2 separate regions of the Homo sapiens genome follow, and region 2 is linked to region 1. Evidence: chromatin loops called from intact Hi-C (ENCODE). Cell type or tissue: sigmoid colon. All regions are shown on one strand. Each heading gives the region's core, and the rest is flanking DNA. Links, peaks and the distances in the headings are about the cores only. Region 1 overlaps NXN (nucleoredoxin). Region 2 overlaps NXN (nucleoredoxin).

Region 1 (2,907 bases), core at 281-2,780:
CAAGCCATAGGGGCCAGCTCTGTGACGGTGGTTCACTGACATGGAGCGAATGGAAAAATGGGGTCATGTCTCCGCCAGAAGCCTGCATTCCCGTTTAATTGGCGAGCACACACTTTCTTTGTATTTGTTTACCTTATGGCTGGTTCTGACAAATAAAATGGATTCTTTTCTCGGCCTCTTCACTTGGGAGGAGTAAGCTGTGGGGTATTAGTGGAGGGAGTGAAGGCCTGAAAATGCCCGGGATTTGGAAAATCTCCGAGAATGTGGTGCAGAAGAAGGTATTCTTGACTTTGGTGACGAGCATATGAACGGCAGCTTCCCAAGTTGGTGACAAGAGCTCATGAACGGCAGCTTCCCCAGTCACCCTCACTGAATCGGACGCTGCCTTGTGACTGTACGTTGTCCACACCTCCCCCTGCACCTCCGCCAAACCTTCGTCGCTGTGGCCACTTGCCTGGGAGAGGACTGGCCGGTCAGCTAGCATGGATTTATGGAGCTCCCACCAGATAAAAGACTGAGGCCAGGCGCGGTGGCTCACGCCTGTAATCCCAGCACTTTGGAAGGTTGAGGCGGGTGAATTGCTTGAGGCCAGGAGTTCGAGACCAGCCTGGGCAACATGGTGAGACCCCCATCTCTACAGAAAAAAAAAAATACAAAAATTAGCCAAGTGTGGTGGTTCACGCCTTGTAGTCCCAGCTACTTGGGAGGCAGAGGTGGCAGGATTGCTTGAGCCCAGGAGGTTAAGGCCGTAGCCATGATCACTCCACTGCACTCCAGCCTGGATCTGAAAAAAAATAAATAAATAACAAAATAAAAGTTTGTTTTATCCAGACTGTCAGGCAAAAATGTTAGGATAAACAATAGAATGAGATCAAAGCCTTCCTCTTTTTGCTTTAGGTTGGAATTCAAACCATCCAGTGTAGTAAGAGGTATTATTTCTATTTTTTTTTTTTTTTTGAGACAGAGTCTCACTCTGTCGCCCAGGTTGGAGTGCAGTGGCACGATCTCAGCTCACTGCAAGCTCCACCTCCCGAGTTGAAGTGATTCTCCTGCCTCAGTCTCCTGAGTAGCTGGGACTACAGCTGTGTGCCACCACGCCCGGCTAATTTTTTGTATTTTTAGTAGAGATGGGGTTTCACCACATTGGCCAGGCTGATCTCGAACTCCTGACCTCAGGTGATCCACCCACATTGGCCTTCCAAAGTGCTGGGATTCCTGGCGTGAGCCACCGCGCCGGCCAACGGTGTTGGTTCCCGTGGAGCGAAGCCTCTCCGTGCGCTGCCAGCCTCCCAGGGAAGAATCATGAGCAAGTGGCAGGTGTCCAGCAGAATCTATCTTACGTCTCTTGGAATAAATATTCCCTCTGGCTCGGTAAGAGCAAAACCCTTTAGTCCAGCTTGGATGTTAGAGAACCTTCTGCTTGCTTAATTTATTGATTTTTTAAAGCCAAAGCAATGTCAGCAGAGCCAAGAATAATGTTGGAGAGATTCTAAGAACATGGCCTTGCGTAGTTTTCCTGACTGAAATCCACTCTGCCTAACACTGGGGACCTGGGAGCTGCTTCCGTGGAGAAACCCGGACCCGTGGTCAGAATGGGGTGGCTCCTGACACAGAGCCTTCAATTTCTGATGGGCTCCACCTGGCCCCAGCCTCTTTGTGCCTTTTGTGTGGTTCCATGCCAGGGTTTTGAGCTGCGTTTGGAGCCTTTGGTTAGAATTTTCTAAGGAGCATTAAAAGTGAGTACCACAGCTGGGCGCGGTGGCTCACGCCTATAATCCCAGCACTTTGGGAGGCCGAGGCGGGCGGATCACGAGGTCAGGAGATCGAGACCATCCTGGCTGACACGGTGAAACCCCGTCTCTACTAAAAAAATACAAAAAAAAAAAATTAGCCGGGCGTGGTGGCGGGCGCCTGTAGTCCCAGCTACTCGGGAGGCTGAGACAGGAGAATGGCGTGAACCCGGGAGGCAGAGCTTGCAGTGAGCTGAGATTGCGCCACTGCACTCCAGCCTGGGGGACAGAGCGACTCTGTCTCAAAAAAAAAAAAAAAAAAAAAAAAAAAAGCGAGTACCGCAGCCCCCAGGTGGGCATGGCGCCTCTCTTCAGAGAGGGGCATGTGTGCGCAAAGAAAAGGAAGCCATTTACTTCCAGAGATGATTCCTGGCTAAGAAACGATTATGAGAAATGAAAGACTAGACATAGGAGACGGACTATGAAATCCTGAACTCTTTTTTTTTTCCTTTTCTTTTCTTTTTTTTGAGATTGAGTCTCGCTCTTGTTGCCCAGGCTGGAGTGTAGTGGTGCGATCTCCGCTCACTGCAACCTCCACCTCCCGGGTTCAAGTGATTCTCCTGCCTCAGCCTCCCAAGTAGCTGGGATGACGGGCGCCTGCACCACGCCCAGCTAATTTTTGTATTTTTAGTAGAGACGAGGTGTCACCATGTTGGCCAGACTGGTCTCTTGGCCAGGCTGGTCTCAACCTCTGACCTCGTGATCCGCCCGTCTCGGCCTCCCAAAATGCTGGGATTACAGGCGTGAGCCACTGCGACCGGCCGCATATGTTGAGTCTTATTAGTCTCTGTCCTAAACTTGACTGATCATGATGGGACATGTCAGCCTGAATGAGACCCTTTCCTGGACCTCTCTTTCATACTGTATCATCCCACCCAGGAGGCCTGACTCAGCTCCGCTTGGTCTTAGATGTCCCTCTTACCCCTAAAGGGGATGGCGCTCGCCATAGGATGCCCCAGGCCAGATTCTTCTTTCATTTACACCTTGGTCATTCTCCTGTGTCCTCCGCTGAGTGTTTGTTTTGGGGGAAAGCCCACACTTTCTTTAGCTCCCAAGATTCTGGATTGGTGATTGGAATACAGATGTTTCAAAACTGTTCACATTCTAGAAACATGTT
Region 2 (2,907 bases), core at 246-2,745, 65 kb before region 1:
TGATCCGCCCGCCTCGGCCTCCCAAGGGTCATAGTCTTCCGTTTGGACTTCAGGGAGCTACTCAGACATTCCCTGAGCTGGAGGGTTCCATGATAATGATCATCAGTCATGGCTTCTGTGGACTGAGCCCCTCACTGGATTCCAGGGACCACCTTGAAGTGGTCTTCATGGCTCTCATCTTTAACACGGGGTAGCCTAGGACCCCTCTAGGACCACCTTGTTACTGCTTTTCATGTATTATCTCATTGCGTCTTCCAGGACGGAGAAGTGGGTCCTGGCTCTGCTGGCCGTCATTCCTCCCAGAGGGATGGGCAGCAGGAACCTGTCGTCCGTGGTACCTGCCGGGTTCCAACCTTGGTCTGTCTGACTCCAGCCCCCCCACAGTGTGACCGTCCGTGGTACCTGCCGGGTTCCAACCTTGGTCTGTCTGACTCCAGCCCCCCCCACAGTGTGACCGTCCGTGGTACCTGCCGGGTTCCAACCTTGGTCTGTCTGACTCCAGCCCCCCCACAGTGTGACCGTCCGTGGTACCTGCCGGGTTCCAACCTTGGTCTGTCTGACCCCAGCCCCCCCACAGTGTGACCGTCCGTGGTACCTGCCGGGTTCCAACCTTGGTCTCTCTGACTCCAGCCCCCCCACAGTGTGACCGTCCGTGGTACCTGCCGGGTTCCAACCTTGGTCTGTCTGACCCCAGCCCCCCCACAGTGTGACCGTCCGTGGTACCTGCCGGGTTCCAACCTTGGTCTGTCTGACCCCAGCCCCCCCACAGTGTGACCGTCCGTGGTACCTGCCGGGTTCCAACCTTGGTCTGTCTGACCCCAGCCCCCCCACAGTGTGACCGTCCGTGGTACCTGCCGGGTTCCAACCTTGGTCTGTCTGACCCCAGCCCCCCCACAGTGTGACCGTCCGTGGTACCTGCCGGGTTCCAACCTTGGTCTGTCTGACCCCAGCCCCCCCACAGTGTGACCGTCCGTGGTACCTGCCGGGTTCCAACCTTGGTCTCTCTGACCCCAGCCCCCCCACAGTGTGACCTGAATTTTCTGCAACCTCCTGTGGCCTTGTCCTGGCAGGAGGTGGGTAACTGTCATGAGTTTCTCAGACCACAAAAACCACAACCACCACCGCCCCCCACAAAAACGGAAACGCCCCTTCTTTCAGCGCTGGCCATGAGGGAGCGGTGGTGATGGATGGCTGACCGTGGAGAATTCTGCATTCCAGGGGACTGAGGTCAGGGCAGGCGGGAGCTGCGTGGCCCTGGTTTCCAGGACTCAGGCTCTGGTGCATTCTCGGGGAGGCTGAGCTCCCCTTCCCGGGTGCCCTCCGTCTACTGAGTGTGCCGAGCTCATTGCTTTCCTGCCTCCCGTCCTCTCTGCCCCTGTGGCTCTCCCAGGGAAATACCCACGGGACCCCAGGTGAAGGTTCCTGCTGCCCGCCCCTCTGGGGCTGGCCCTGCTGGGAGGAATGCCGGCCCCCACCCCCAGCCCTGCCCAGACTCATGCCTGAGGTTTTACTGCTTTCATTCACTTCCATACATGGAAGTGGGGCTTGCCCGCCTCTGCCAGAGAGCGCCTGGATCAGGAGGTTTGTCTCCACACAGCTGACAGACCCTCCCGCCCCCAACCCCCGCCCCCGCCCCCAGCTCGCATTTTTAAAATGTATTGATTGAGAAAGACCCTGGCTTTAACCACATCATGTCTGCAAAAAGAGAGCGTGAGCATCTCAACAGAGAGATCAGGCTGCAGAATTACCCTCTGGTCCCTCGTGCGATCGTTGCAACACTGGCCTCCACCTGGGGGTGTGTTAGAAAGTTCTAAAGAGAAGCTGTTCAGTCTTTTTTTTTTTTTTCGAGATGGAGTCTCACTCTGTCACTCAGGTTGGAGTGCAGTGGTGTGATCTCAACTCACTGCAACCTCTGTCTCCCGGGTTCAAGCAATTCTCGTGCCTCAGCCTCCCAAGTAGCTGGGCTTACAGGCGCCCGCTACCACGCCCAGCTTTTTTTTTTTTTTTTTTTTTTTTTTTTAAGTAGAGACAGGGTTTCACCATGTTGGCCAGGCTGGTTTCGAACTTCTAACCTCAAAAGATCTGCCAGCCTCGGCCTCCCAAAGTGCTGGGATTACAGGCGTGAGCCACCGTGCCCGGCCGGAAGTGCTTTTTATAATGCGGAGTACTAGGGTTCTACCCGGTTTTTTCTGATTTTGTTTCATAAGCGATTGAGGATTGGACCTTGTACTAGTTAGACTTCCAGAAAGTCAAGAGTTGACAGCAGTAGCTCCTAAAGTAGATTTGGGGAGGAATGTGTCTTTCTTACGGAGGTGTCTTTACTGGCTTGGTGTGTCATTTGTTGGTCTTCTTTGTGCCAAACACTTCGCCATTTCGTCCGACTCTTTCCCCTGCTAACATCTTGGGAACAGTGTTGCGTGTCCCACTGGGTTGTCTCTGTGGTCCTGCTCACGTCCGTCCACTCGGTGGCATCCTCTGAGCCTCCTTATAGTGGAATGTGAGTTATTTTGAAGCCGTAATTCAAGATTGTAAAATTCTAGAAGCACATGCCGAGCTCTGGCTTTGCTTTTGGGGAACGGACGGGGGATGAAATGACTGTGCTGGCCTGGCCGTTTGCACCCCACCCACCCCTGAACACCAGATATAGAAAGTTCTAGAAGCACATGCTGAGCTTTGGTTTTGCTTTTGGGGAATCGACAGGGGATGAAATGACTGTGCTGGCCCGGCCGTTTGCACCCCACACACCCCTGAAAACCAGATATAGTTCCCTGCCTTGGATAAGATCTTAAAAATAAAACCAAGCCTTCGGATCCTTTCTCGTTGGGATTTATTTTAAGCTTGAAATAGCAAACCCTAAAGTTCTTCATCTCTGTACCCACTCCCTTCCCCCACCGAATCCCTTTCTTG

What was found. Peaks named below come from ENCODE experiments on the same cell type or tissue, not always from the same donor. Only the 100,000 strongest peaks of a DNase experiment are listed, where the experiment ranks them.
Region 2: it touches region 1 in a loop (2.6-fold over the local background); 4 of 110 quality-filtered maps call a loop at or near these places.

The regions. Positions count from the first base shown.
Region 1 is chr17:884,828-887,734 of GRCh38, reverse strand. All of the region lies in intron 1 of NXN (nucleoredoxin), which reads left to right. Among named protein-coding and RNA genes, the nearest start is that of NXN, 93 kb to the left of the region's middle. RefSeq lists an enhancer at 1-476. In sigmoid colon, for the core only: no CTCF peak of the experiment used is centred there; DNase peaks (open chromatin) are centred at 424, 1,294 and 1,594; H3K27ac peaks cover 458 bases.
Region 2 is chr17:950,289-953,195 of GRCh38, reverse strand. All of the region lies in intron 1 of NXN (nucleoredoxin), which reads left to right. Among named protein-coding and RNA genes, the nearest start is that of NXN, 28 kb to the left of the region's middle. RefSeq lists an enhancer at 2,536-2,907. In sigmoid colon, for the core only: no CTCF peak of the experiment used is centred there; DNase peaks (open chromatin) are centred at 1,225, 1,505 and 1,782; H3K4me3 peaks cover 670 bases; H3K27ac peaks cover 425 bases.